Linked DNA regions of Mus musculus: region 1 is linked to region 2. Evidence: chromatin loops called from intact Hi-C (ENCODE). Cell type or tissue: left cerebral cortex. All regions are shown on one strand. Each heading gives the region's core, and the rest is flanking DNA. Links, peaks and the distances in the headings are about the cores only.

Region 1 (16,539 bases), core at 3,761-11,760, 130 kb before region 2:
CCACAGCAAGTTTTTCCACCACTGAGGTAGAGATGATAATGGTCACCTAATTATGACTCTTAGGGATAGGGGATATGAAGTCTTAACAGGACATCTCTTATTACCAGGTGAGCAGCATGGGTAGAAATCACCATCATTGTCAGTAGCTGACATGGAAGTGTTTGTATGGGAAAGCATGCCAAAGTGAAGAGGGGGGTGGCTGAAGCATAGGAGACCAAAGAACTTAAGTGTTGTGTGGGGGAACTTATAATGTTTCAACATTAAGAAAAACGAAGGGGTAGAAGTGAGAATAAAGAACGGAAATGGGATGTCAATGAACAAGGATGACAAGCACCTCACTGGCTTGACAGTGGGTTAGGGAGGACTGTGCATCACAACTTTGACACTGTAAAACGAAGAGATCTAGAGTACAAAGAGCCCTAGGCTAGCTGCTTTTTGATTCTGTGATTCACAGTGTGTAAAAGGAAATAAGGACCAGCTAACATAACTATATGAAATTACCGTGGACCATGTGGTGTACCCTGAGAGAATCTGGTTCCAGGTAAAACAAGAAAATGGAATAATCACTATTCAAGCAAGAGGCTAGGGTTATGATGGCTGTTGATGACAAATTAAGAATTGTGTTCTGTTGTGTAAACTACATTTCTTTTTGCTCTCATTCCCCTTCTGCAAGCCTTAGCAGCTCCTCACCTCTCTGTTGACACCTCCATCTTTTTGCCTTTCAGGAGACACTTATATATCCCCAAACAGTAATTTACGTTAAAAACAACCATTTATGTTCTCCTGCAGTTGCTATGGACCCTGGATGCATCCAGCTGAATGAATACTATGGGCAGGTGCAGTTTTACAGTTTTAGTCAAATAGTCCCTGAAGTAGGCCGTAAGGGAGACCAAGTATCTCTTCATAGATTCGTAGATTGCTGGGTTCACAGCTGAGTGTGACTTATGATTATTTTTCTCCTCCAGTATATCACATAACACCTTCTAGCATTATGAAAGCTATCCAATATGAATGAAGCTTCCAGATCAGTACCAGCCTGATTTCTTCAAGTTCTACAATGCACGTATGTGGTGTCTTTGGCCATAGGGCTTTGTCATTAAGTTCTAGAGGGAAACCATGAGCGCTGGAATATGTTCCCAGTATTTACTTTTTATTTTTATTTTACTTTCAAAGCATTAAAAAGGTTAAACAATGTGGACAACCCTCTCTCTGCTTCATTTATTCAGACATTATTCACATTGAAATAATCAGTTATTTCCTAAAACATGATTAAATTTTCAAGCTCTGGCCCAGTCTACAGCATAGGTATTGTTATGCAATTACCTAGGCAAAGTGAGAGGCTGAGATGTGGCTCAGTAGTTATTTTTATTGTTTATCTCTCTGTAAAGTGTTGCTAATATCCAACTGTGTGGTTGTTGTTTTCTGTCCTCTGTAATAATTCAGTAAAGAGAGATTCTTGAGGAATTAAAAATATCCTACTCTTCCTTTAAATGCCCCCTTAAATTTGGTACTTGTTGGCAACTCTAACCTGGACCTTTGATGATTCTTTCCCAAATTAACCATTACAATGATAACCATATAAAAGTATGGCTTTTCAGGCTGCTGCTCCCTTGAGTCTATTATTTGGCATGTAGCACTGCATTCTATGTCTTTTGTTATCTTTATGTCTATGTTTGAATTTACATATACTATATGTACAAGTATGTCTATACATGTATACACTAGTATATATGCATACTGGACATACACAATACACCCACTATAGTATGTGCATATGAATAATACAAGATATATATGTGTATTTATTAGCAAATATATGATAAAACTGATTCCTCTAATTTTAACCTGTCACTACGAAAGTGTTTTCATATACAATCAACTTTAATCTCTCTACCTACAGTGCTTTCTCTAAGATCTTCACATGACCTAACGCCTGCCTCGGCATACATAAGTCTACACACACACACACACACACACACACACACACACACCTGTCTTTATCCCTTTACTGTACTCTCTTTTCTTTCTGATCACTGCTTGAGAGGACATCATGCATGCAATTTTCAGTCTTCTCAATTGTTTTTTCCTCCAGCACTAGAACAGCCTGTTCTTTTGCTCTTTATAATTTGAGATCTAGTCTATAGAGCAGCATCTAGCACAAGGTCAAGAAATATCTGTTGGACACATGCTTTGGTGCTTCCCAAACTCAACACTAGACAATGAATCTCCTTTGGAGAGGGGCTCACTGAGCATTCATGTGAGCATTCACCCACGCTCTGACAGGATCCCCTTTTGTCTGTCATGTCTTGCAGTCTTTATACATAAAGTACATGGGCAGACCCAAGGGTAGTGTTGAGATTAACCCCCACTTGCTCATGTTTTTTCTCCTCATCTGTTAGCTACATAAACTGGAGTTTCACTGTCTTCCTGGTGTTCCACATCTACTTTACTCATGGCTGTCATTAAGTGTCTACCACTAAAGCTAAATGAGCTACTTATCTGCTGATTATACTTCATGGATACACTAACTTGTATATATGCCACATTATCTGCATATATCAAAAAAATCATCCCTTTCCCTATAACTCCATTCAGTTATGATTTGTCAATCAAAGATAAAAATATAAAATTTAAAATGCAATAAAAATCCATGATTAAGCATTATTTTCTTTTTTAAAAAGATTTTATTTATTTATTATATATAAGTACACTGTCACTGTCTTCAGACACTCCAGAAGAGGGAGTCAGATTTTGTTATGGATGGTTGTGGGCCACCATGTGGTTGCTGGGATTTGAACTCCGGACCTTCGGAAGAGCAGTCGGGTGCTCTTACCCACTGAGCCATCTCACCAGCCTTCAAGCATTATTTTCTTAAAATAGAGGAGAGCATTTATTATTCGCTGTTAGATCCCGAGTGCTGTGTACCCTGGATATAAACTGATGCACTGCAAGGTAATACCAAATCTTTTGAGTATTTAAATAGATGAATAAATGACGATTCCCAGTTTATATTTGTTCTACATTAACAAAACCCTCATATGCCTAGGACATCATAAGTAATGCTGAAGGCTCAGAAAGTAACCAGCTTCTATTTTACAGCAATACCTGAGTCCCGCAACCTTTGCCTTTGCTAATTTGCATAAGTTGCTGAGCACTAGTCTCCCTCTTCCAGGAAGGCATCATCTACTCTCAGTGGTCCTCACTGCCTTCAACACCAATTAGACAATGCCTGATAACTTCACCTGGCATTCTGCAAGTCAGCATCTGGATCCCCACCCCTAACAAGTCCCATGCCTCCTCTTGAATCTGCCACCACTAAGCACCACTTGATGACTGCCCAGACAGAAGCCATCTGCTGGTTATTAAAGAAAGTTAAATAAGCCGAGGAGCTCTAGGGAAGTTTAACAAGAAAGAGTACCATATGCATAGAGAATTAGCAACCAGTTGGCCCCTGTGACTCAGAGTTCATTATGGCAATGTTAAGCAGACTTCCCTTGGGATTGCTCAGTTGATTGGCTCAGTGGAAGCCCTACTGAGAAAACCTGCCTTTGTGATCCTCACAGGCACAAAGACAGCCTCATGGAAGTTCATTATATTTCTGTGTCAGTCAATCCGTCAAGAGTCCCACAGTGATCCTAGAGAGTGGTATTGCTTAGTTAAAGCAGCACAGCAATTCCTGTGCCTTGCCCCGCACAGTGGTGAGAAAAAAACAGACTTAACTTCTCTTTCTACTGTGAGCATAATGGAGTAGTCAGATTCATGATTTGGGTGGCAGTATGGGGAAATTGTAGGAGGAGACAGAATCCATAGTGTTTCTAGGAAAGCTAAGCTACCATTCTAAATTAATGAATGTAAGTTGCAAAATATGGACAGAGTCAACACTAAGAATCTGTTCAGTCTTTGTGCCCCCACTACTTTTAGGCAGAACAATTTGGTGGAAATGCTTTGTGGGTGGGTTGATGTCTTTATCCCTTCACTGGGAATCCTGCCTGGATATAGTAGGTGGCCACTCTAGGCTCATCCATTACTAAGAGTTTCAGTTAGAGTCATAAATTATTTGGAGCCTCCCCATGTCTCTGGCACATCCAAAAAATGCTTCCTAAACCCTACAGCCAGTTTTCATTTATTCCCCCAGCCCTCCCTCCCAAGCTCTCTCTCTCTGCACCTGACCCCCCACCTCATTTTCTTCCCTCTATTTTATTTCCCCTTCTAAGTGAGATTCAAGCATACTCCCTGGAGCCCTCCTTGCTATTTGGATCTATGGAATGTTGAATAGTTATCCTGTTCTTTATGGCTAACATCCACTTATAAGTGAGTACATATCATACATGTCCTTTTGGATCTGAGTTACAAAGATAGAGAATGAAGGAACAGCTAACCAATGAGTGCCCCAACTGGAAACCATCCCATGGGCAGGAACAAATTCCTGACATTATTAATGATACTCCATTATGCTTGCAGACAGGAGTCTAGCATAACTATCTTTTGAGAGGTTCCCTCCAGCAGCTGACCTAAACAGATGAAGAGAGCCACAGCCAAACAGATGGGGGCCCCATGGGGAGTCTTTTGGAAGAGCTGGAAGATTGACAGACATGAAGAAGAAAGGAACTCCACAGGAAGACCAACAGCATCAACTATCCTGGACTCTTGGGAGCTCCAAGAGATTGAATCATCAACCAAAGAGCAAGCATGGGCTAGAACTAACCCCCATCCCAACACATATGTAGCATGTGTGCTGCTAGGTCTTTATGTGGGTCCCCCAACAATTTGAGCATGGTAGGTTCCTCACTGTTACCTGCTTGTGGATCCTATTTCCCTAACTGGGCTGTCTTACTTGGCCACAGTGGTAGCAGATGTGCCTAGTCCTGCAGTGACTTGGTGCATCAAGGTGGAACCTCCCCCTTCTCAAAGGAGAAGGAGAGGGAAGAATGTGGAAGCAGCTGTGTGAGGGGAGACTGGGAGGAAAGTGGGAGCTGCAATTGGGATGTCAAGTGAATAAATAGATGAATAAATAAACAAAAATTTAAGTATTATGGAAAATAAAAAAGACTGAGGATCTGGAGATGCCCAGGGGTTGGTGCTATGATGACTAGTAAGAGCAGGCTGGGACTCTGGATCTTTCCCACTCTGTATTTGTTCTTGTCCACAGAGTGGGTCATGTGGTTTTGCCAGAAATACACTGGCATTAGCCCACTGAGATGACTCTGAGGGTAACAGAGCTCCTATTGCAAGCCTAAAGATCTGAGTTTGATTGATTCCATGGTGGAAAGAAAGAACTTTCAAAACTTGTCCTATACCTTTCCCACGCATGCTGAGATGCAAGCATGTAGGAGTGGGGGAGAGAATAAAATATAAAAAAATATATACATATAGTTGGGGACTCATTCATGAGTACATCTCAGGGAAAGGTGTTCAAGGTTAACTCATGCATGTGCAAGGGCACAGAGATGGGAAAGTGAGTGTTCCTCCATGGATTCACAATTCATCTCAGAGTCCTGAGACCAAGTCTGTCAAAAACAGGAACACAATATTCAGAGGCAGAGTAGAAACATCTGAACCTCTGAAGCCTGGAGAATTTTGTTTCTTTAAATCAATAGTTTCCAAGGGAGATTTATTTGCACCAATGGTATACTAGACTCTCCCTGGGACATTGAAAGAATTTGATAATAATAGTATTGCAGGACTGGGGATGTGGCTCTGTTGGTAAAGTGCACACTACATAAACACAAGGACACGAGTTTGGATCTCCAGCACCCACATAAAAGCCAGATGTAGTGGTATGCACCTGTAAACCCAGCATTGGAAGGATGGAGACAGGCGAGTTCCTGGGCCTTACTGGGAGCTAGTCAGGCAAATAGATCAGTGGCAGTTCCTATTTCAAAATATTAGGTGGAAAGTGATAACATAACTTCCACAAAGTCACCCACACACCTAAACACGTACACAATATACACTAAGCATAATAATAGTAATAATAATAATACAGCAATCATTGAAATGAGGCACCCAAACAAGCTAAAAGTAGAAGAATGTTGACCTAAAAATCTCAAAAGTGCAAAAATAACTCTCCTCTCATTGAAAATATGACAATATAAGGTCTACTTTAGATTCTGCATAAGATATGTAAGTATTGTTTGTGCAGTCTGTACCATACATGGCTTATGAATATGTACTATTGTCATCTAAATAAACCTGTGTTATAGGTGCATAGAATTCAGCCATCTGAAGTAACTCTAGCAGGAGACAGACATCCCAAGCCTAGTGAATTTGTTTGGAAATCCCATTCTAACTCCTACTGGGTAGCTGATTGAAGAAGTAAAAACTTAATTGGAAATCCATCAATGGGCTACTTAAGTGCCTCAAGTTGTAAACAGGAGCTGGAGCAAGTTGTTTTTAATAGCATAAAGTTCTTAGTTTAAATTGAAAGTAATAACATTTTAGGCTATGGGTGCTAGTACTTGGAGATAATCCCAACACCTGGGAGGTGGAAGTTCAAGTTTTGAGAATTCAATATCAGTTTTGGCTACATGGAAATTTCAGCATTAGATGAAACCTTGAATGAGACTATATCTGTCTATCTATCTATCTATCTATCTATCTATCTATCTATCTATCTATATGCATGTACATGTTATAAATATACATATGTACATTTACATGGGCTGGGGATGTACCTCAGTGGTAAAAATGGATGAGTGCTTGCTTAGCATGCACAAGGCCTTACATTCAATCACCACCACTCTCCTCCAAAAAGAATATTTTAAATCACAAAGTGTACTCCGTTTCTTGAGATCCTAGGCTTTGGGAGATACAAAAGCCAAACCAAACACTGTCTGACTCTCACATAGTGGACTGTCAGTGTCTACAAATGTTTTACCTGAGCTTCCCAGATAGAGATAGGCTGCAATCGATGTGGTGGCATAATGTGTTGACACCACAAGTCCATATAATTAGAACTTCGGTGAGCAGGAAACAGATGGCTTTAGTTGGAAGTCAGGAAGGAAGGCAGGAAGGGAGGGAGGGAGGAAGGAAGGAAGGAAGGAAGGAAGGAAGGAAGGAAGGAAGGAAGGAAGCATTCGACTCAGATCACAAAGAGCTGGGAATGCTGTGTTAGCTAACGAGTCCTTGCCTTTTCCTGAAGTCACTTCAAATCACTTGTTTTTCAATAAATACACTGGTATGGGCAGAGTTTTGCCCACCACTTATGTGTGAAGCATAGTGTTTGGAAGAAAACAGGAAAAGCTCATTTCCAGCATCTAAGGAATATGGCTTGTTTTGTAGTTTCACATTATGACCACAAGAGGGTATTATAATACAAAGCTGTCCTATCTCATATGTGCTGGCAACCAAATTTCCAGTGAATTTTCCAAATCACTGCTCTTGGGTGCTGTTCGGTGTTGTCTGAATGCACTTTTAGAAACAATAATAATACTTTTAGAGTTTTTATTATGACTTGATATTCTCCAGGTTGAATTCCAATGTGTTCTTCTAGTTTTCAACTTCACAGATAATTCACACTGAGGCTGTTGCCCAAGGCTCAGCAGCAGCCACTGACATTCGTTCTAAAGAATTGCTTTGCAGATATGAAAAATAATCCCTAAGGAGGAACGTGGCCAGAAGGAACACAGTTGTGAAATAAAAATAGCTAGATAGCATTGTGTCCAAATCCTGTCTTCGCCACTAAATGGTTAGATCACTTGGAAAAATGTTTGTCCCCCAGGTCTCAATTTGCCTGTGTCACCTTCTTTACACCAAATTCATTTCTAAAATTTATTTTAAAATGTTCCAGTGGTTGCCAGCTGTAGATAAAAACCACAGGTCTCCGACGGCATAGTTATAATTTTAAAGATTAAATTTTCATAGTTAGCAATAGTTTTGGGGCTAATGAGACTGTAACAAACACTTCTGCTAGTATAGATTATTCTATTTTTACCTTATGAACTCTAATCTTCTAAAATCTTTGATGCACTCTTTTGATTTTTGGGTATTTACTTCAGAGTATGAATATATTTTTTAAATCTATGGACTTAGTCAGCAAAAAACAACTCTTGAGTGTTTACTGTGTCTAATCACTAGCAATATCACCAAGACCCCAGCAGGCTGAAAATTGTCCTTGAGGAGTTAAGTTTCTAGTGGGAAGTAGAATAGATCCAGATGTGATCTGGGCTGCGTGAAACTGCTGAAAGGAGAGGGGTGAGGTTTGTGCAAGTGACTGAAGAAACCCAGTTGAGCTGGTTTTTGAGCAAAGCTTCTAAGGACATGTGTATAAAGCCACCTAGCTACTGAGGCTGCAAGTGGGGAAGGAATTATGAGACTGGCATATGCCTGCTGCCTCACTGAGGGAGAATGACTACAGGAGAATTAACAGGATGTAGTGATTACAAAGGTCTGGGGGATTACAAAGCCCAAATCATAGGGGCCATTCTGGATATGGTGAAACCTTTAGGAGAAACTGGTAGACAGCTGTTTGAATAGCTCTCTGATACAATCTGATTTTGTTTATAATGAGGTACTCCAGGAAGAATAGGCATGAATGTCCACAGGATAAGCACAGGAAGAGCTGAGGGCTTTAGCAGCGGAGATGGTGTGAAGAGGCTGGAAGATCAATCTATTTTGAGGTTAGATTCAGTTGTATTTGGTAATTCACATTTAAGTTTAGGAACTAAGCAACACACATCAGACGTTTCAGCCCCAGGATCAGAGGAATGGAGTTCTCACCCCTGAAAAGAAAACCTGAGAGGGAAGCAGACTGGATAGTTAACTCACCAAGATACTCTGAGAACTTCCTACTTGCTAGGCTACAGGATGCCTAAGGGGATAATGAAAATCACAATTAAAGAATGCTTAGAAAACTTAACCTGGTGCTACACACCAGTAATCCCAACAGTTAAGAGGCTAAGACAAGAGAATAGCCACAAGTTTGAAGTTAGTCTAGTCTATACAGCAAGTTCCAGGCCAGTTAGTGCTACATAGAAAGATTGTCTTAAAAGCAAACAAAAGAATTGCCAGAAAATATCTAAAACAAATCAGAGTGGAGTGAGATACCTAACATTAAAATTTATTAACACAAATAACTACATTTCTGTAATTTCAATATCAATAGTAATATTAAAACCAATGAAAATTCCCCATAACTAGTGATAGATAGGTTGGTGATTGATAGACAGACAGCTGGACAGATGATCAATAGATAGATAAATAGATAGATAGATAGATAGATAGATAGATAGATAGATAGATAGTAGATGATAGGCAGACAGATTGATAGAATGATAGGTAGGTAATAGATGATAGACAGATATGTGATAGCTATAGATGATAGATGTGTGTGTGTGAGATAAATAGGTAGAAAACAGAGAGAGAAACTTTACTTTTGTGAGAAATAGCAACTAATGTGCTTTTTAAGAGGTATGGCTTCAGTCCAGATACAAGGACACAGTAAGCTCTAGAGCCCAAGGAATCTATCTCCTCCCTTTAACTGCAGTTAGCATTTCTGGATCCATAGTATTCAAATGTGAATTGTTGTTCCTGGTCAGAAAGACCTGTATGGCCACAAAACATCTAGAGGTCAGCAGTAGCACTTGTTTGTTGAATCTTGACTGATTTTTCTCAATATATTCAGGGTTATCTGATTTTCATGTCTGTTATTAGTTGATTATGAGCTTTCTCCAATGTACACATAAATTTGAAAAGAGCCAGGACATTTGTTCAGGACCCTGTTGCCTATATAGACAAGCAAACAGGAGTAAGACAGCCTCACCCTTAATAAAGGCTCAATAAACATCTGTGAGAGAGGAAGAAAACATGCTTATCAGCTATAATAAACCTATTTATGCTCTTGCCACTTACACTGAACTATGGCCAAGTAAAAATAGCCTACACACCTTATCACAGGGCCTAAGTCACAGTAATAGTTGCTTCAACAATCCATTTATTGAGCTAACTTGTTATGGTCTTTAACATCCTAACTTTATGTGGAACAACACAGAGGTAAAATACAAAATACCAAAGCCTGCTTCCAGTTTTTCTAATCTGTCTGCTATATTCCTTTTCCACAGTTCTTATCATCTGTCAGCTGGGATATGTGTGCTTAACAACATATGTATGTTCATATAAGTATAAATGTGTGTATTCATAGTATTCTTGTGTGTGTATATATGTGTTTGTGTGTACAAACATATGTGTATATACAATTTTCATATTTCATTCTACATATAAAACATGCTATATGTGTTAGCATGAATTTAAATATAAATATAGATATATAGACATATTTTTGACCCTTTAGTCTCTTTCTTCATTCATATGTTAACAGCTCCCCAGTTTTATTGAGAGGCTACATATTTTCCACTGTGAAACTTCTTGATGAGTTTATAATCAAGCCATCTGTGATGGGTTGTTCTAATGCTCCACTGCACACAGTTTATGATGACCTTGGAAGAGAATCTCAATGAAGGATTTATAAATTAGTTTGGCCTAAGGGATGTCTGTAAGAGAGGATCTTGATTATGTTAATTGCAGAGGGAACATCTGATCCTCTGGGTGGCGCCATTCCCTGGGAAAGAGACTTTGCTGTGGAAAACAGGAGCAGAGCAGTTGCTGCCAGCATGCATGGTGTAATTCACTGCCCTCTGTGGATGTACCAAATTAAGTTGCTTCAAGTTCCTGCTACCTTGACTTTCCAAAGATGATTGACTGTACCATGAAACTGTGAGCCAAATAAGCCAGTTCTTCTATAATTTGCTTTTGTCCAGATATTTTATCACACAACTAAGACATTGCCTAAGTCTCCTAGCAGAGGAGCAAACACATGACCTAAACTTTATGTCAGACCCTGATACCTAGAAATATTTTCTACCTTGGATGTCCAGTAGCTACACTGGGCTGCGACTCAGGGAAACAATTCTTACTATGCCTTCTCACCCTAAACACGATCACTACTGTCTTAGCACTCTTCCAAGCACTGCAGCAACCTACTTGCCTTTACCATTCCTTACTACCTATACTCACGGGGAACTTTGCTCTCCCTTGTTCCTTGGTTCAAATTTAAATTAATTCCTTCCTGTAGACCCTATCAGCATTCCCTTCTAGCTAATCCCCATTTGCTTTTATCAGCCTCCAATACCTAGAAACACTATCTACCTGATGCTTCCAGTGGTCATATCATGCTGGGAATATGATTGTGGCTCTCCTTCCTGTCTTCCATATGACTTCCCCTGTCTAACTCTGAGTCCTGGAGCATCAGTTTAAAGGATTGTGCACTCTCATTTCAATTCCATTCACTAGAGACTTCAACTCTTGATATGGATACAGGTCCCCTGTAAAACTTTTATTCCAGTGTCTCCAAACATTTTCTTTGTCTCATGATACCCTACGTTCAGGAGTGCCTCTTCCAAACATATCTCCTTACACCCTAAGGCCCTAGCCTCTTGGTGTAAACAGTATCACCTCACCTCTTTCTTTCAACCTGACTAAGCCTTTCCTCCTAGTTCATCTCTATTACTCTCTGCTACCCATCAACCTGCAAAGCTCTCTCTACCAGGGAACTAACAGCTCCCACGCTTTACTAAGATGCAAAGAGGGTGACAAAAAACAAGAATGGAGCACCCATGACAAGAAAGGCCAGACCAGGTATCAATCCAAAGAATCATATATAGCTGACACACAAAACAAAGACCTCAAAATGCTTATTATGAATACAGTAAAGAATCTTTGAAAAGATATGATTAGATCACTTAATGAAGTCTGTGAAAACCCAACAGTTATATGAAACAAGGGAAACAATTTAAGAAACAAAAGTGGAATTTACCAAATAGAATCGATAAAACACACACACACACACACACACACACACACACAGACACACACACACACACACACAATGGATATCTGTAGCATGTAATTATTAAAAAAAGAATCCACACTATTTCTGGCTAGGCACCAGGTTTGAAAATGGAAGAGGGAACACAGGAGAAATGAATGCCCTGGTCTTTAGACTGTGAGAGGCAGGAGCAATATAGCAGGCAATGTGTAGACCAGAACTGTTAGATATGATAGCAGAATCCACCACCAAAAGGTTTCTAACATAGAATAGTCATGAGTTTAGGATGATAGATTCCATGTCCAGAGGTTGTGTTATCTGTTGATTCTAAACTAAGGTTGTCTATTGTTTATTGTTATTGAGCCAGCAGTCTCGTTCCATTCTCAGTCCAGCACATAGCCTGAGAGCACATGTTTTCCCTAGCCATTGCCTCTACCACCAGCACTGGCTCTGCCTCTCCAGAGCTCCAAAATCACTCTCTTAGTCCTCTTGGCTAGCTGCTGCCAAACTGCACGCCAAAATTGCTGCTTCTAGCAGAGGGCACACTCTAGTCAACCTATGCTCCCCTGCGGTTACCTTTCCTCTGGAGCTCAGTTGAGTTGCTCAGTTGAGTCACTCAGTTGAGTCATGCAAAATGGAAAACAATAGACAACCTCCAAACTTTGTCTCTATAACTCCTTCCATGGGTGTTTTGTTCCCAATTCTAAGAAGGGGCAAAGTGTCCACACTTTGGTCTTCGTTCTTCTTGAGTTTCATGTGTTTAACAAAGTTTTCAGGCCCAGGAACCTCTGTAAATACCTTGGTTGTTTATTATTTTGTGCCTTCAGCCTTGAAAGGAGAGGAAAGATGAGGTAAACTGGAGTGATCAGTAAGAGTGTCAGTGTTAGACAATTATTTCTTAAAGACTTTGCAACTGAGTAAAATTCTGACTCAAAGTTTAAAGTATAAATATGTCAGCTCTGACTTTTAGGTATTTTTATAACTAGTTAAAACCAAGTCAAGCTTGAGAGTTTACATGTGAGAGGCTTTTCTCTAGTTCCTTCATTGGGGACCCTGTTCTCAGTCCAATGGATGGTTGTGAGTATCCACTTCTGTATTTGTCAGGCACTGGCAAAGCCTCTCAGGAGACAGCTATATCAGGCTCCAGGCCTGGGTTTGGTGATTATATATGGGATGGATCCCCAGGTGGGGCAATCTCCAGATGGTTATTTCTTGAGTCTCTGCTCCACATATTTTAACTCCTTCCATGGGTATTTTGTTCACCCTTCTAAGAAGGATTGAAGTACCCACACTTTCGTCTTCCTTCTTCTTGAGTTTCATGTGGTTTGTGAATTGTATCTTGTGTATTCCAAGCTTCTGGGCTAATATCCACTTATCAGTGAGAGCATATCATGTGTGTTCTTTGTCATTGGGTTATCTCAGTCAGGATCATATCCTTCAGATTCATCCATTTGCCTAAGAATTTCATAAATTCACTGTTTTTAAACTGGTTCGTTCTTATTTTTGGTACATTTTTTTTTTACCAAATATTAAATACTTCCAGATTACCCCTGTTTGGTTTTGTAAGCAGGGTATGAGATAAGCCAAACCTAAGGTTTGGTCTGTTGCTATGTATTATAATGCTACGTTCTATAGCTGAATGTCTAGGCCTATGAATTCATTCTCACATTTATAAACTTTTGTTGTGAAATCATTGTTCCTTGATTGAAAACTATTGGTTAAATAAAATTGGCTACAGCCAATTACTGGAGGGGTTAAAAGCTGGTGGGTTTTTAATTACCTGGATGGAGGTAGAGAAGAGTAAAAAGTGATGAAAGGAACCTGGAAAATGGGATAACACTTGAAATGTAAATAAAGGAAACATCCACAGCAGCCTTAAGCACATACACACATTGTATTCTCTCTTCCCTTTTCTCACTCCAACTCTTTGCCCTAAGAAAATAGATGTGAGTTGGCTTTCTTCTGTTGTTGCTATTCATAATTGTGGCTCCTTATATTCCGTTTTTAAAGGAATACCACATAGAGATCCCTAGCCTTCCAGACAGTGGAGTTACGGAGCAAATCACAGGCATACCCATTGTAATTGTTTGCAGTTTTGCTTGTGAAACTATATAATGGGCTGAAATTTCCCATTTGTCAAGTATGGCCTTGATTATGTTAAAATATGTTCTCCCAACCCTCTAGTGTGCTGACTTAACTTTTGTCTGTAAACTTGTCATGGACCTGGACATATCTGGGAAGAAGAAATCAAAATTGAGGAATTGCCTGCATCATATTATCCTATGGGAATATCTGTGAGACATTTTATTGATTAGTGTTTAGTGTGATAGTGTTACTCCATTAAAGGTAATCCCAGATTGTATAGAAAAGAAATATCTGGAGTTGAAGGTCTGTAATTGTGAGCACATATTGTCAACTTATATCCTTGAGTAGAACAGCCACTGCTCTGAACCTTTGAGCCAATTGTCCAGTCCTATAACTGATATTTTTACTTTGTATTATAGGAAGAAATCTGAACAACCACTTTCAGAGCACCTTAACATGTATACACTAAAGGCATGTTCACTCCTAGTTTATCTTAAACATCTATAATTCCAAATGGGAAGAGAAGAGGTACAGAGCTCCCTGGACTTGGTGCTTAGAGGGAAATACATACACAGAGAGTGAAGCAGGGAAAATGAAAGCTTGTTAAGAAAAAAGGCAAATGTCAGGAACAAGATCCAGTTGACTAGAACAATAAGAATGAAGGTTAAATTAATTTATTGGCTTTGTTCTCGGCAGGAGAAAAAAATTCTGGTGGAGGAAAAATTGTCAAAGGCAGATGTGTTCTGGCCTCCCAGATTGCTGGATCTCTGATGAAAGCAGATCAACAAGGCCACTCTCAGCTTTTTTGCATGATGGAAACAGGAACTTTACAACTGTTTTAGCAACTGGTTACCTCAGTCTTGGTCTAGAGTACAACAATTAAGCATATTGTGTCTAGCTTAGTAGAGACTGAGACTATGGTTATTTTATTTGACTTTGACAATAACGGGGGTGGGGGGCACTAATATGCTTTTCTTTTTTTTTTAATTTTATTGGTTATTTATTTCATTTACATTTCCAATGCTATCCCAAAAGTCCCCCACACGCTCCCCCACCCACTCCCACTTTTTGGCCCTGGCGTTCCCCTGTACTGGTGCATATAAAGTTTGCACGACCAATGGGCCTCTCTTTCCACTGAAGGCTGACTAGGCCATCTTCTGATTCATATGCAGCAAAAGACACAAGCTCAGGGGGGTACTGGTTAGTTCATATTGTTGTTCCACCTATAAGATTGCAGATGCCTTTAGCTCCTTGGGTACTTTCTCTAGCTCCTTCATTGGGGGCCTAATGATCCATCCAATAGCTGACTGTGATCATCCACTTCTGTGTTTACTAGGCCCAAGAATAGACAGCTCTATCTGGGTACTTTCAGCAAAATCTTGCTAGTGTATGCAATGGTGTCAGCGTTTGGAAACTGATTATGGGATGGATCCCGGATATGGCAGTCTCTAGATGGTCCATCCTTTCGTCACAGCTCCAAACTTTGTTTCTGTAACTCCTTCCATGGGTGTTTTTTTCCCAATTCTAAGAAGGGGCAAAGTGTCCACACTTTAGTCTTCCTTCTTCTTGAGATTCATGCATTTAGCAAATTGTATCTTATATCTTGGGTATCCTAAGTTTCTGGGCTAACATCCACTTATCAGTGAGTACATATTGTGTGAGTTCCTTTGTGATTGGGTTATCTCACTCAGGATGATGCCCTCCAGGTCCATCCATTTGCCAAGGAATTTCATAAATTCATTCTTTTTAATAGCTGAGTAGTACTCCATTGTGTAAATGTACCACATTTTCTGTGTCAATTCCTCTGTTGAGGGGCATCTGTGTTCTTTCCAGCTTCTGGTTATTATAAATAAGGCTGCTATGAAGATAGTGGAACATGTGTCCTTCTTACCGGTTGGGACATCTTCTGGATATATGCCCAGGAGAGGTATTGCGGGATCCTCTGGTAGTACTATGTCCAATTTTCTGAGGAACCGCCAGACTGATTTCCAGAGTGGTTGTACAAGCTTGCATCCTTTCTTCCACTTGATGGTTTTAGCTCCCTTGTCGAAGATCAAGTGAACATAGGTGTGTGGGTTCATTTCTGGGTCTTCAATTCTATTCCATTGGTCTACTTGTCTGTCATTATACCACTACCATGCAGTTTTTATCACAATTGCTCTGTAGTAAAGTTTTAGGTCAGGCATGGTGATTCCACCAGAGGTTCTTTTATCCTTGAGAAGAGTTTTTGCTATCCTAGGTTTTTTGTTATTTCAGATGAATTTGCAGATTGCTCTTTCTAATTCGTTGAAGAAGTGAGTTGGAATTTTGATGGGGATTGCATTGAATCTGTAGATTGCTTTCGGCAAGATAGCCATTTTTACAATGTTGATCCTGCCAATCCATGAGCATGGGAGATCTTTCCATCTTCTGAGATCTTCTTTAATTTCTTTCTTCAGAGACTTGAAGTTCTTATCATACAGATCTTTCACTTCCTTGGTTAGAGTCACGCCAAGATATTTTATATTATTTGTGACTATTGAGAAGGGTGTTGTTTCCCTAATTTCTTTCTCAGCCTGTTTATTCTTTGTGTAAAGAAAGGCAAATGACTTGTTTGAGTTAATTTTATATCCATCTACTTCACCGAAGCTGTT
Region 2 (16,539 bases), core at 3,238-11,237:
TAAAGAGGCACATGCATTAACCTCTACCCTCACCACCCCCCCCATTGATTATTAAATTATTAGAACAATGGTTTATAAAGGAATTGGAGTTTCGCCTGGAATCTCTTTCTGATTGAAGAAGAATTCTGAATCCTTATGCCAGACAAAAGAACAATTTGTCATTCAGAAAGATATTTCACAGTTCTGACAACTTGTCACAAAACCTTACTGAAAAGACTGGAGCTGAGACAATGATCACCATTGTGACAGGTATGGCTATGCCTTCATCAGGCCTACTTAGTTATGCCTATGTCTTTGCTTCTGCTTCAAACTAAACCTCATGATAAGAATCCCCAAAAGGATATTAGTGGGTTATTAGATTTCAGTGTTCTTAAATAAATCTCATCTTTTTGTTTTGTTTTGTTTTGTTTTTGATTTTTGCTATTACTTATCTGTTTAATTGACCTACTGAAGAGAGATAACTAAACTGGCTTCTTAGGGGTGCCAGAGCCTAATCTCTGACCCTAAAACTTAAAAATCCCTTCCTTGTGAACATAGATTGTTGTTGTTTTTGTTTTGTTTTTGTGTTTGTTTTTGTTTTGTTTTGTTTTTAGTGTGTGTGTGTTAGAGATGGCAAACAGCCTGACTGAATAAAATGAGATCTCAACAGAGGTTTGATTTTCATTTGCCCAGTGTCTAAATATGTTAAACTTTTTCACATATTTAGTAACTATTTTTACTTCTTTAATAGCTTAGCTGTTCAGTTCATTGGTCCATTTGTTAGTTAGATTACACATGTGCTTGAGTCTTGTCTATTTGGCTGGTTGTCTGCATTTGAATGAATAACTGCCAACAATTTCCTCGTGTTCTGCATGCAGTCCCTTCACTCTCCTATCACTATTGCTATTCAGAAACTTTTCAGTTTCTTGAAATCTCATGTGTCAATTACATCCCTACCTGTAAGAGCTCAGAAGGTCACTGCTGATTCCTGGTTCTTGAAGGGTCTTACCATTGCTTTCCTATAGTGGTATTAAAACCTAATGTCTTACATTAAGGTCTATTACATATCTTGTTCTGCTTTTAGTACAGAATGAAAGATAGGTACCTAGTTTTAATCTTCTACATTTAAATAACTAGTATTCACAGGAGCATTTCAAAATATGCTATCATTTTCTAGCATGTATTTTTGGTGTCTTAGTTGAAAATCTCATACATATATAGTTGTGAGAGTTTACTTCTGGCCCCTCTATTTAATTCCACTGTTCTACGTGTATGTGCTATGTCAGTATCATTGTGATTTTGTTACTAGGCTTCTATAGCATAATTTGAAAGTATATATCATGATAACCTATTTCCTTGTGAGTATCATTGGTATTTGAATGGCAATTGCATTAAATCTGTAAATTAGTTTGTGGAATATGGCGATTTTCACAATATTAATCTATGAAACCATGACAATTGGGACTATGCATTTTCTGGAGTTTTTCTTAATTTCTTTTTCTTTGTTTTGCAAAGCAATGAAGTTTATTCCTAAGAATTTTATTGCTTTTGATGCTATCTTGTCAAAAATTGTTTTTATAATTTCTTTCTAATTGTATCTTTCTAATTCTTTAATAATTGTATCAAAAAGCAACTGGTTATTATATGCTAACTTTTATAGGCTACTTTGCTTAGTTTGCCTTTAGTCAAAAAGATTTTGGTATAAACTGTAGCGTCTTTGAGTATAAGATCATATGGTCTATAAAGATAATTAGTCTACTTCTAACTCTATGTATTGAATTTCATTTATTGATCTTATTATTGCTTTGGAGAAATGTTCAAATACAATAATCACTATGTATGGTAAAAGTAGATATCTTTGCCTTGTTATTGATTTTAGACAAAATGTTTTTCCTACTCTGCATGATATTGGCCTCTTGGTTTGCTGCACACAGCTTTTTTTTTTTTTTTTTTATTTTTAGGTATGACCCTTGATCCTGTTTATGTACTATATTGGACTTACTTATCTGCAAATTTTGAATCATTATTGTATGCCTGGAGTGAAGTCAACTTGATCATGGTGAATGATTTTTTTTAATGTGCTGTTGACTTTGTTTTGTAAGCATTGTGTTGTTTAATGCCTATGTTCATCAGAGTATTTGTCATATTTCTCTATTTATGTTTATTGTTTCGTCCTTGCCTGATTTTGATATAAGGATAATATTTGCCCAGAAACATTGAGAATGAGAGCCTTGGCCTTTATTCTATTTCGTGGAATGGCTTGAGGATTGTTGGATGTGAGGGACTCCATCCAGTTCTGTTTTTTCCTTTACTAGGAAATATTTCATTATCTAAATCTCGGTAATTCTTATTGCTCTGTTCATACTTTATACATTCCTATTCAATTGTATATAAAAGTTTAGGAATTTATTCATTTCTTCTAGATTTTCAATTTATTGAAGGATGAGTTTTTAAAATAAACCTGAACAATTCTCTCAGAAGTATCTTTTAAAATTATGATTTCTCTCTGGCTGAAGTTGTTGCTTGGTTTTCATAAACATTGAGCTGTATCCTCAGCTTATTTATCTTATATTTTAAAAAAATCAAGCCCTTAAAGAAATATTGGCCTGTCTTAGATATAACTTGCTTCTTCTTTTTAGTAATAGAATGAATCTTAGTTTCTGAAGAAAAAATTGCATTAGTAGATTTCCCTCCTTGCATGCTGCTTTGAACACGCTATTCCTTTGTTTTGTGGTTTCATGTTCATTGGTCTCTTTCTGACCAATGGCTGATGGACATTCATCTTATGTATATAGCCAGGAATGGTCTTCTGTACTGTGATTCTAAGATGTTTTCATAAATATTAGCAATTTGGGATATCATGTGTATACATTTTTTAGACTGAGGTCCTTTGAGTGTTTGAATCTGTTATATCACTTTAAAACTCAACTGGCAGTTGTTTGGTTCCTGGCTCTCACATGTTCAAAGGAGAAAAAGAACTCCACAAGTAGTCCACTGATCCCCAGAGATACTCCATATTTTAACCATGAGCTTTTCCAGGGTATCTGATCACACTGTGAACCCAGAGATTGTGTTATTTATTGAAAAAATAAACTTGTTTCTAGTTGTGTTATGGCTCAGCCCATAGCACACACCTTTAATCCCTGGTTGGGATACAGACATGTCCTTAGTACATACCTTTAATCTCAAACAATGGAGGTAAAGTTAGTTTGTAGAAGGAAACATCCATGCTTGAAAGTGATGCCTAATTGAGTGGTAGACAAAAGGATGAATCAGATAAAGATTTGAAAGAATAAGATGTGCCCAACTCTCATAAGAGAGAGAAAAGGGAAGCTACTTAAGAGAAAGCAGTGCAGAGGAGAGGAGGCAGAGGAGGGGGAGTTTTATACAGACAGGTTGAAGAGAGAACACGCTAGACACAGGTGAAGACAGAAGGAGGTAGAGAATAAGTAAATAGAAGACTAAAACAGATTGCTAGACGTACTATGAGGACAAGCAGAGCAATTTAGGAGAAGCTGAGAGAAGCCAGATTGAATATGCCAGCATGGAAAGAAGTTTTGAGCCAGAACAACTGAGTTGTTCAGCCAGCAAGAAACAAGAACACAGAAAAGATTCTATGCCTAGATTAGATTGTGTAGAGACTAGAAGCTTCCAGGACTAGGTCTAGGTTAGCAGACTGAGGCAGTAAGCTGATGAGACAACAATTACATCAGGGGAAGAAAAGTTATACTTACATTGAGCACATAAATACATAAATAAATTAAATTGATAGATAGATAGATAGATAGATAGATAGATAGATACATACATACATACATACATACATACATACATACATACATTCATACATTGTAGGGAAATTTAATCTAAACACACAGTTACTCTGGCAAGGGATTCCATCCAAAGAACTTCTAGGGTGTGTGATCTGGCTGGAATGACACATCTTTATTCTGGCTAGAATACAAACAATGAAGGTAAAGTTAGTTTGTAGGAGGAAGCAGTCAAGTTTGAAAATAACTCCTAATTGAGGGTCAGACAAGTAATGAGTCAGAGAAAGATTTGACAGAATGAGTCGGAGAAAGGTTACACCCAATTCTTATAAGAACAGCCAGGAAAGAGAGGCCACTTTAGAGCCTAAGAGAGCAATGCGTGCACACGTATTCACACATACACACACACACACACACACACACACACACACACACACACACACACATAGAGGGGGGGAGGGTGAGGGAGAGACAGAATGGAAGAATGGAAGAATGGGAGAATGGAAGAATGGGAGAATGGGAAAATGAGAGAATGGGAGAATAGGAGAATGGAAGAATGGGAGAATGGGAGAATGGGAGAATGTGGGGAGGGGGCAAGCAGCAGTAACATTAAAACATTGCCATAGTTAGTATGAGGCCAATCAGAGAAATTCAGCCAGAGCCATTTTCAGTCAGTCATTTAGAAAGGAGCTTGGGCCAGAACAGCTGAGGTGAAACAGCCAGGCAGAGTTTAGAAGCAGTGAGGAGTCTAGAGTAACATTCTGGGAAGCCCAATATACCTTATTATTGATGGTCGTATATTTGATAAGCAATTTATATTCCTTACAAGAGATTTTAGTGCAGTTACATTTCCAACAAATGTAGTAACATACTAAGACGTTTGGTATACTTTTTGGAGAGAAGAGGTATTTCTTCATTTCTCCCCATAAGGGTGACATACAACACTCAGGTGATTAAACCCAGTAACTGGTATGTGAGGCTTAGCACTAGTCTCACGGACATTCCTGACTTAAAAATTATATGAAAAATTATTTAAGAATATTATGTTGCCAAAAGTTAGGTTCTGTACATACTTGAAGACACTTATTGCCACATAAATAGCAATAAGCATATGCTTGAAAAAAGATGTTGAATATTTCCTTATTTAAAAATGTGTTTGTAAACACCCAAATTTATGTATCATACTTACAAAGTGCCTCACCACTTAAGCTTCCAGCTTCTCTATTCCTTTCAACAAAATTTAGCTGTATGAAGACAGTGTGGTACTTGATGCAAAATGCATTGCAAACCAATTTTCTGAGAAGATATATTTTTTCTGAGTTAGATAAAATGAATGAATTCTGTCATTTACTGTGATTTTACATGCCTGTTTGTTTATAAATATAGGAGGAATTTCCCAAGCAAAAATAAAAGAAAACATTACAACAAAAAGAATGAGGTAGAAAGTGTGAATTTGTTCAGCAGTAAGCCTGCAAGATGACAATTAAATCTGGCAAACAAGTTACTTTTATGCCAGGCTGTGGTGGCACATGCCTTTAATCCCAGCACTTGGGAGGCAGAGGCAGGCAGATTTCTAAGTTCGAGGCCAGCCTGGTCAACAGAGTGAGTTCCAGGACAGCCAGGGTACACAGAGAAACCCTGTCTTGAAAAAACAAACAAACAAACAAACAAACAAACAAACAGTTACTTTTACAATAAATAGCCCTGTTATAGGTCTCTAAGTTAAGTCCCCAGAACCACAATAATAAAAATAGTAATAACAATGATCAGGACAAAAGTGTTTTTCCAACAAGTGTTCATTAAACATTCCTGGGCGCACGAAGCACAGCTCTGTTAAAACAAAGTGATCTGTTGCAAGGAGGTGACGATGTTGCCTGCCACTCTGTTACTAGGATTAGCTTGGTTTCTCAGGTACATTGCAGTCACTGGGAAAGTTTGCTTATAGAACAGGCTCCCAGATGTCCGTGATGCTTTCTGGGGTTCATGCAAATCACAAACCTTACCACCACAATTGTCTCCTCAGAGGGAAAGACTTATTGACTGAAAAACAATCTATCTTAGACTGCCTTTTAGTATTACTATTAGTGTTGTTGTTGTTGCTGCTGCTGCTGCTGCTGCTGCTGCTGCTGCTGCTGCTGCTGCTGCTGCTGGAGTTTTTTGTGACAGTGTCTCACTAAGTAGTTCTACCTGTCCTGAAACTCATTATGTAAACCAGGTTGGCCTTGAACTAACAGAGATTTGCATCCCTCTGCCTACAGAGTGCTGGGATTAAAGGTGTGTGCCACCACTCCCTGCTCAATTATTATTTTAAATTTTTATTACAATATAATTACACCCTTTCACCCTCTTCCCTTTCTTCCCTCCAATCCTGCCCTTGTCTCCCCACTTACTTCCTCTCAAATTGATGGCCTCTTTAATTGATTATATATACATATATATCACATGAATATAAATGTATATGGGTTCAGGGCTGGACACTTAGTATTGAAAAACAGAAGGCTCCTGTCTGGGGAAGACTAAATCTCCCTTTCAGTAGCCTTTAGTTGCCTGTAATAATTTTTCTAGGGTGGGGACCCCTTGAGATTTCCTGGTTTCACTTTTTACTATCTACTGGTGCCTTTTAAAACTGTATTTTCTACATGTTCTTGTGGGAACTCAGTGCCAAGGACCTAGCCACTATAGAAGCAGTCTGGGCATCTGCAGGGCAGAGCAAAGCATGGCAGGGCATGGGAGGGAAGTTTGGGAAGGAATGGGTAAAAGCTCTAAGGGGCGGAGAGAAGAGCTCTGTGCACGTGATCAGGGGTTCTCCTGTTCTCCGGTTCCAGCAGATTGGAAACTACTCTCAGAAGCTTTGTCACTTCCTGCGAGAGCCCAGCTCCAGGGAGGAAACCAGAGGAGCAAAGGGGAGTGGACAGAAAGGGATAGGGAGGGACTGAGGGGACCGGTTTTAGAAGGGTGCCCTTGTTGTTAGCACCTGGGACTTGCCGCAGCTCAGACCTTCATTCCTCAGACGAACCAGCTGCAGTCCTAGCCATGCTCGCTGCTACCGGCTCCTTGTTAGCCACGATCTGGGCAGCGCTCCATCCCAGGACTCTGTTGGTGGCTGCAGTCACCTTCCTGCTTCTGGCTGATTACTTCAAAAACCGGCGCCCCAAGAACTATCCCCCAGGGCCTTGGGGTCTGCCTTTCGTGGGCAACATATTCCAGTTGGACTTTGGGCAGCCCCACCTCTCAATCCAGCCGGTAGGAAGGGGTGCGGGTGTCTTGCTTTGTCTGTCCTGACTTAATCCTGAGCTACAGGAACAGGGGACTTACTGAGACTAGAACAGAAGACCAGGTTCAAAGACTGGTGATCACAACCTGATATCCAGAACTCAGAACCTGTGTGAGTCCTCCTTTAAGATATAAGCTGTTCGATTTTCAAATAGTTGGAGATTTTTATTTACTCTTGTATGAAGGGCTTTGCTCTCATTGTTATTCTGTTAGGGTCAGAGAACTCCCTGTATGTGATTTTAAGTCTTTAAACCATGGCATATTAACGGAATGATAATAAATCTAGATAAATAATCCCTTTCAATTTCAGAAATGGGTACAGAAGTGGTACCTCATCTTAGTTTGTTAAAGCGCTTGTAAAGAAAACAAAATGTGTTTTTCTCTTGATTGGAGTTTTCTACAAGTAATCAGTTTTCTTATTGATCTTTGTTTGTCCTGTAAGTCCTTGCTGAATGTTCACCTACTAACTTTTTCAACCCCTGGGAAAGGTGTCTCCAGCTCCACAGGAAGTCTGCATGTTTTTCCACTCCATTCTGGAAGCTCTCCTGCTTGAATTGGAAAGACTGTTATGTGCACATAGTGTGCATGAAAGACTGAAATAGTGTCCTTTCGGTATATGACCATCTTCCCACATAATATTTCTCTTTATCTATAGTTATTTTCTCTGCTTAGATAGTTAATACTCCAGCCATGTTTGATTATCCCTGTCACTTCCCACTACTAGTGATGTCTGACTCTTTCTGATTGTTACTATTTAAAGGCATACACCCATATTTTTTTCATATTTACTTTAACCTATTTATTTTTCTCTTTTTCCTTCCCTGTGTGTTTTTTGGACACTTTCTGAGTAGTTGCATTTTTATACCCATTCAGTCTTTCTTTTTCTTTCTCTTTTATTGGATATTTTCTTTATTTACATTTCAAATGTTACCCCCTTTCCAGGTTTACTCTCCAGAAACCTCCTATCTTATCCCCCTCCCCCTGCCTCTATGAAGGTGCTCCCCCAACCACCTACTCACTCCTGCATTCCAGCCTTGGCATTCCCCTACAATGGGGCATTGAACACCCTCAAGACCAAGGGTCGATCCTCCCATTGATATCCAACAAGGCCATCTTCTGCCACCTATGCAGCAGGAGCCATGGGTAGCTCCATGTGTATTTTTTGCTTGGTGGTCCAGTTCCTGGGAGCTTCAGGACAATTAGCTGGTTGATGCTATTGCTCCCCGCATGAGGTTCCAAACCTCCTCAGCTCCTTCAGTCTTTCTTAAATCTCTTTTATCATTCTTCCAGCCACAGCTCTGTGCTATGCAATAGGCAGGGGAAGCTGATGAGATTTTGCTATCACCATTTTCCACAGGAAACAAAGTGACCACAAGCATAGAAGATCTCTGTCTCCCCTCTATGCTACTGCTGTCTCAGATGTTGTCTTCACACACACTGAGAACCACATTAGACTCTAACTTGCTCTTCAGTGTCCTGTGCAGCTGGAACTCAAAGGCATAAAAGCCTGTTGTCTCTGGCCCTTACTCATCCTCCAGTAGCTCTGTCTTTCTTCTGACCACACTGTCTTTCTCCCGAGTGTATAACGCTAGATGACTCTCTGTTGCACTTATGTTTCTAATGTCCCCCCCCCCCACTTCATTCTCACCTTTCTAGTTTCTCCAGAAGTACTAAGCTAATTTCTCTCTGCTTTCGATAGATTTCTCTGGGATTGTAGCTTTCCTGCTCATATTGGTGGTTTTGCTTCACTTGAGGCTTTGCACTGTTGGGTTCTTCATGGCACATTTGTGGTTTGTTATACTAGGAAGTTTCTATAATTGTTCAGTAATGTTCTCATCTACCCTTTCTCTTTCCTGCCTTTGGCAGACAGCTGGACCCAGGCACAGCTGTAATATCTCTGCTGCTGGCTCTTGCTGTTTTCCATAGCTATGTTTTCTGTGCTACGAAGGGTTCACCTGCTTCTCACCTCTGCCCTGCCAGTGTTTGTTCTCACATCACTTCACTGCTGATCTCTCCTGCACAGATCTGCACTTAGAACCCAGGAGCTTCTTGTGCTCACAGTTCCCTTTGCTTCCTCTCTGTATCTTTAATTTTTTTATTGAAAATACTTTGTCTCATACAATATATCCTTATCAAAGGTTTCACCCACTTCAATCTTTCTAGCTCTTCCCCCACTCCACTTGCCTCCAGATCCACTTTCTCTGTATCTCATTTGGAAAAAACAAAACAAAACAACAAAACAAAACAAAACAAAACAAAAAAACAGCCCTCTAAGAGATAAACAAACATGACAGATAAAATATAGTAAGATAAAGCAGAACTTACATCAAAGTTTGACACAGCAACCCAGTAGGAGGAAAAAAGTCCTGAGAGTAAGCCCAAGAATCAGAGGCCCACTTATTCTCACACTTAGGAGCACCATAAAAGTATTTAAAAGCTGTAGTATATATGCAGAGGACCTGGTACAAACCCATATAAGCCCTGTGTTTGCTGCTTCTGTCTCTGTGGATTCGTATTCACATGCCTAAGGTGATTTGTCTATGTGACTTTCATTTCTCTCTTAAAAATTCCTACCATGTGGATAATAGCACTTTGAAATATTTCACTCTCCTATAAGATAAATATCTGTGCTATATCTATAAAGCTGAGATTGTCTTGGTTTTTGGTAAGGCAAGTTGTTTTAGACTGGATTGTGAACATTTTGTGCAGTGTGTCACATTTTTGCTGTACACTGGATAAATATTTTATTCACAGAGGTAGTCTGCTGAGGATATGAATACTCACTTTTGTGAAGGGTTGTTCACTTGTAAATTTAGCTGACAAGCCTCTGTATTATGAATTTGATCAACCCCATTTGTGTTTCCTACTTTCCCTGGGGTACATCACAGTCTAATCAATGTAGCTTTGTGTAAAGAAAGAGAGTCACAGACCACATGATACTATCCTAATAAAGCAGGCATACTTCACTGAAGGGGAATAGAGGTCAGAGATTTGCCCATATTTATTTCATGAGGAAGCGATATTAGTATTAATGTAAGAACAGAATGGAAATCAGAGTTCTGTCCCAGACTCCACTGGGGATTTTCCTTATAGAACTTCAACTGTGAAAATCACAATTAAGCTACCCCACATAGGTAAGACTAGCAATGTTGTATCCAGGAATGCTGCAATGACAACCTCTTATAGGGTTAAAGTCTCACCTTTTGGTGTTCCACTATAGGACACAAAGGCAAAATGATAAGAGGACTTTATCTTGTTGGCTATACTTCTTTTGGCTTTTGTTTAAAGAAAATAAACTTTGGTTTGAGTTTCACCTCTGTCAGATGCTGCCATGATTTGCAAGAGTACAAAATCATGCTTTTATCTGATCTTATCTGAGTTTACTTGCTTGTTTTGCTACAGAATTAAATGTGACTAGAGAACTTAACTGATGTGTCTGGTGTCCCAACAATGGCTTGTGATGTAATAAAGGGGGGGGGGAGTCTTCCCAGTCCAGTTATGTTTTTATCCATTTATGGGTGTGTTTTCATATTTTCTCCTAAATCAAACACATAGCAAGAAGCATAATTGAGATAGAAAGAGGTCAGATGTCTCTTAGTCCAATGTCTTGAGTACTATTGTGCCACCTCTGTGTCACAGACCCATTCACACTTCTTGATGGAAATGAAGGGTGTTCACTTGTGACTTTTGGTGGTTAAAGTTTTTGACCTAAGGAATCCCCAGGAACATTACTTTTCGTGGGATTGATCTTAGCAGATATTTCATCAAGGAGAGTGCCCCTGCTCCTGGTCCTCCCAAGCAATTTCTAGCTTTACTTCATTTAATAATTCATTGACCTCCTTTGACTTGCATGCTGAGTAGGACTGTGAACTAGTTGAAGTGAAAGGATTGGGATTCCTTATCACCTGGTCCTGACTTTTAGCTAGTATGCTCTAATAAGGCTTTTCTTCTATATCCCTACACATATTCAGTCTCCAGTCTATGTATCTCTACTGCCTGAGCCACAATATGAGTATTTGGACCTTTATACTGTAAATGTTTTATTTACATCCTCACCATTTACAACTTGGCTAAAACACCATTTCCTCTAAGAAAGGAAATGTCTTCATCTCCCTTTCAATTTCTAGCAGGATTATAGTAGATGTCATCTTAGGCTGTGTGTTGAATATTTTTCTACACCATCAGCCTATCTCAGAAGATGATCAATGAGACTGTTACTCTGAAGAGGAATTAATGACCTCAAAGGAATTTACACAATTGTGCATAAATGAATGCATGTGCATGGTGTTATACTTAAGATCAGATATATAGTCTGAAAATTTCAAGGACACTGTGGTCTATAAAGTCTAATAATCACTGTTACTAATATTTCCATAGATTTATTTCATGTTTATTTATTGAATAAAAATGATTTTCAACATAAAAGTAATAAATCCTTCATTGCTTAGTTTTTGTCAATTTGACAAAATGTATGCATTACATGGGAGAAAGAAAACCTCGTTTGTTCAGGAATTATCTCCATCAGATGGGTGTGCGGGCACATGCTCTTGCTTGCTATTTACTATAGGAGGCACCAGCCACTGAGATGATGTCATTCCTTCACTTGAGGATGGAATATCTCTTATAAGACTAAACCTTTTCTTCACAAACTGATTTTAGTCAGTGTTTTATCACAGCAACAGAAAACAAAGTACGGCATGTGCATATTGAAATAAACACTTAAAAACACAATTTTGCAAATGAGATAGTCACCAGACCATGAACGTATTCACTGCCACACACTTAAAACACTTACCCACTCAGAAATAATTTCATATACTTGTTCATCTGCATTTCTACACTTGATCATAATGAAAATAAAGTTGTAGTTCCACTGTTTATTAAAGTTTTCTGAATTAGTAGGCAGTTTCTCCATATCAATGGAAAAATGAGTATCACATACTCATTAAAAAATATTTAAAAGATGCAAACAAGTGACTTTAAAAAGTACAATAACCTTAAAGATCACAAGAAAGGGCAGGCATTCCACTGGCAAAGTGTTCACCATGTAGGACCGAGATTATGTGTTTAGTCCCCAGAATCTATAAGAGTGAGGTATAGTAGCTTGTCTTTATAAATTCAGGGTCAAGGAGAAGACAGCCAAACTCCTGAACTCACCAGCTAGCCAGCCTTGCCTACTCAGTGCTCACGAAATAATCAAATAACAAAGTGGGCAGCTCTTGAATATGAAACCTGAGGTTGACCTATGGCACACACACAGATACACAGATGCACACACACAAACACACACACACACACACACACACACACACAAATGTGTGCGCGTCTGCGTCTGCACACACACATGCACACACACAAACACATGCCCACAGCTTATTACACAGAGCTCTAAGAATTCATACTAGCAGACCTTCTCATCCTCCACTAAGGGAAGAAGGAATTGTGGCTGTTTTTCTTTTTGCTTCTTGGGTGTTCCTTTTCTGTTGTTCAGTAAGGACTTCAATAGAGGTGAGTCATTTGTATTCATGGCTCATTTTCTCACTAATCCTTAGCTTCTATTTTAGTTCAGCCTCACTTTGTTCTTCCATAATCCATGTGGAGACTTACTTCTAGTATTAAGCTTGATATATCTTATTTCTTTTGTTAAATTTTATGTCTCTTATTTCAATTCGTTGTTGTTTGTGTTCCTATTATTATTTTCAATGTTTACCTCTTATTTTACCCTTTAGAAGCACCTTAAAAAATAGCTTGTTTTAATCTTCACATGATGTACTGAATGTGCAGTAAAACTGGCTGTGGCTGCCTTATGATGTATGCCCAAAAGTCTTCTGGGTAATTAAGTACACATAGATGAATTGACTGACAGGCATGACAAATTTGAGCATTGTAAAGGTCAGGACTTACCCATTTTCACTTGGTACATTATAAGATAAAACTTACTTAAAACTTACTGATGAACTTTGGTTGAAATAGACACATACATGGGCAGAGAGCTGGTAAAGATGGAAAAAAGATACTCACCCAATACTTGGTCTCAGATGCTGAATACCATTGGTAGAAGTACAGAATCCATGTGGTTCACATTTTTAGTTAGGATACACTTAAGCCAGATAACTTCTTTGTTGATATTGAAAATTAGTCAATAAATTCTTATGTGCCATAAAAGCTCTCATCACATTTATCAAGGCAAAGTCAATTCCTTTTCATTGTACGTACCTAAGTCTGGTATCTTTCAAAAGAAAAGATACACACTTGCTGGCTCTGCCTTATGAACCAAATAGTTCTAAGACTTAATGAAGTTGTCAAGGACTCGGAATAAAGAACAACAGAAGCACTGAGTCTAAGTCATTATCTTTAATATGTTGTAAGATCCAATAGTGAGACAAAATCATTACATTTTCTTTGACATGGTTTACAAAGGTCCAAGGCTTAGTGATTGATGTGATAAGATGTAAGTAAATGAAGATAAGCAGAGGAAGGACAGAGGACCACAAATACCTAGAATAATTGAATTCAGTTTGGTACTACTGATAACACCCAGGATGATCTAAAGTAGGGGAGGGTCAACACAGGGCTGACTTATAAATGCACAAGTGGAAGGATCTTTAAAACTGATTATACATGCTTCCAGCTTTGCACAAACCTGTTATGTCCTGCATCCTTGTGGATGTTCTCATTGTCTGCAGCTACCTCTTCTCCTTCCTCCAAACTCCCTCACCCACACACTCATGCCTGGTACCCACTTTTTAACTGACAGTAAACTCCAAGTCTTATGAACACCCAAAAGCCATTTTTCCCATAAATATTATGTAACACTTGGTAGAGTAACTCCACCAGGCAAAAACCTCTTTCTTGACTGTATTGCTTCATTTACAACTCCTTTTCCTATTTAGTAAGATGAAGAAAATTCTGACTATAGTAAAACAGTTATAAAAAATGAAATAAAACACAAAGCATACTGAGCACCCACTCAGTGGGTGTGGCTCTCTGGGACTGGTGGGTTCTTGTCCTAGATTTTGCCATGCACTTTTATCCCTGAGCCTGTGAACACAGAGTCCATTCACTTCTCAGGGATGCAGTGGGTGACTAGACGCCAGAAATAAAACAAGGCTCTCTTCATAGTGTCAGTCTCTTTAACCAGAGAAGCTTTTGAGGAGGGTGGGGGTGGAATGATATCTTATTCATCCATAATGGGGATCTGAAATTGGAAAAGAGCATATGTCACAAGTGACATATACACAGCCCTCACAGAAACCTCTCAACATGAATCAAATTAGCTTCACACTTGCCTTACATCCTGGATACACAGACGCATGCACGCTTAACTATAACTATTGATGTATTTTTCAGTTGGTGAAGAAATATGGGAATATTTTTAGCCTGAATCTTGGTGACATAACTTCAGTGGTCATAACTGGACTGCCCTTAATCAAAGAAGCACTTACTCAAATGGAACAAAACATTATGAATCGTCCTCTAAGTGTTATGCAAGAACGTATATCTAATAAAAATGGTAAGTTTATATAAGTTTATTGAGCAACACAAAGTGTGTTACAATGTTTATGGTGCATTATAGAGGCCTGTTCCAACAATCCCATAAACCAAACCTATCTTGAATTGCCATCTTTTAGGAAGTGTGAGGTTACATTTCTTTTTTTATTATATATATATACGGTATTTATTTCATATGCATTTCCAATGATATCCCAAAAGTCCCCCACAAGCTCCCGCACTCACTCCCCTACCCACCCACTCCCACTTCTTGGCCCTGGCGTTCCCCTGTACTGAGGCATATAAAGTTTGCATGACCAAAGGGCCTCTCTTTCCACTGATGGCCGGCTAGGCCAACTTCTGATACATATGCACCTAGAGACACAAGCTCCAGGGGGTTGGGGGGGTTACTGGTTAGTTCATATTGCTGTTCCACCTAGAGGGTTGCAGTTCCCTTTAGCTCCTAGGGTACTTTTTCTAGCTCCTCCTTTGGGGGCCCTGTGATCCATCCAATAGCTGACTGTGAGCATCCACTTCTGTGTTTGCTAGGCCCCAGCATAGTCTCACAAGAGACAGCTATATCAGGGTCCTTTCAGCAAAATCTTCCTAGTGTATGCAATGGTGTCAGCATTTGGAGGCTGATTATGGGATGGATCCCTGGTTATGGCAAGCTCTAGATGGTCCATCCTTTCGTCTCTGTTCCAAACTTTGTCTCTGTAACTCATTCCATGGATGATTGTTTCCAATTCTAAGAAGGGGCAAAGTGTCCACACTTTGGTCTTCGTTCTTCTTTAGTTTCATGCGTTTAGCAAATTGGATCTTATATCTTGGGTATTCTAAATTTCTGGGCTAATGTCCACTTATCAGTGAGTACATATTGTGCCAGTTCTTTTGCAATTGGGTTACCTCACATGATGATGCCCTCCAGGTCCATCCATTTGCCTAGTAATTTCATGAATTCATTCTTTTTAATAGCTGAGTAGTACTCCATTGTGTAAAAGTACCACATTTTCTGTATCCATTCCTCTATTGAGGGGCATCTGGGTTCTTTCCAGCTTCTGCCTATTATAAATAAGGCTGCTATGAACATAGTGGAGCACGTGTCATTCTTACCGGTTGGAACATCTTCTGGATATATGCCCAGGAGAGGTATTGTGGGATGCTCTGGTAGTACTATGTCTAATTTTCTGAGGAACCGCAAGACTGATTTCCAGAGTGGTTGTACAAGCTTGCAATCCAACCAACAATGGAGGAGTGTTCCTCTTTCCCACATCCTTGCCAGCATCTGCTGTCACCTGAATTTTTGATCTTAGCCATTCTGACTGGTGTGAGGTGGAATTTCAAGGTTGTTTTGATTTGCATTTCCCTGATAATTAAGGATGTTGAACATTTTTTCAGGTGCTTCTCAGCCATTCAGAATTACTCAGGTGAGAATTCTTTGTTTAGCTCTGAGCCCCATTTTTAATGGGGTTATTTGATTTTCTGGAGTCCACCTTCTTGAGTTCTTTATATATATTGGATATTAGTGCCCTATCTGATTTAGGATAGGTAAAGATCCTTTCCCAATCTGTTGGTGGCCTTTGTGTCTTATTGACAGTGTCTTTTGCCTTGCAGAAGCTTTGCAATTTTATGAGGCCCCATTTGTCGATTCACGATCTTACAGCATGAGCCATTGCTGTTCTAATCAGGAATTTTTCCCCTGTGCCCATATCTCTAGGCTTTTCCCCACTTTCTTCTCTATAAGTTTCAATGTCTCTGGTTTTATGTGGAGTTCCTTGATCCACTTAGGTTTGACCTTAGTACAAGGAGATAGGAATGGATCAATTTGCATTCTTCTACATGATAACAGATAGTAATGCCAGCACCATTTGTTGAAAATGCTGTCTTTTTTCCACTGGATGGTTTTTGCTCTTTTGTCAAAGATCAAGTGACCATAGGTGTGTGGGTTTATTTCTGGGTCTTCAATTCTATTCCATTGGTCTACTTGTCTGTCCTATACCAGTACTATGCTTTTTTATCACAATTG

Evidence for each region. Peaks named below come from ENCODE experiments on the same cell type or tissue, not always from the same donor. Only the 100,000 strongest peaks of a DNase experiment are listed, where the experiment ranks them.
Region 1: a loop joins it to region 2, with 2.8 times the contacts of the local background. A loop is called at or near these places in 2 of 42 quality-filtered maps.

Annotation. Positions count from the first base shown.
Region 1 is chr4:96,674,452-96,690,990 of GRCm38, reverse strand. No RefSeq gene overlaps it. Among named protein-coding and RNA genes, the nearest start is that of Cyp2j5, 19 kb to the right of the region's middle. In left cerebral cortex, for the core only: CTCF peaks have their summits at 7,299 (motif pointing right) and 10,524; DNase peaks (open chromatin) are centred at 3,902, 7,353 and 10,561.
Region 2 is chr4:96,543,695-96,560,233 of GRCm38, reverse strand. Cyp2j6 (cytochrome P450, family 2, subfamily j, polypeptide 6) reads left to right here and starts at 6,583. Exons shown (of 9, transcript NM_010008.4): 1 at 6,583-6,992; 2 at 14,373-14,535. The coding sequence starts at 6,783. In left cerebral cortex, for the core only: no CTCF peak of the experiment used is centred there; a DNase peak (open chromatin) is centred at 6,604; H3K4me3 peaks cover 2,114 bases; H3K27ac peaks cover 1,740 bases.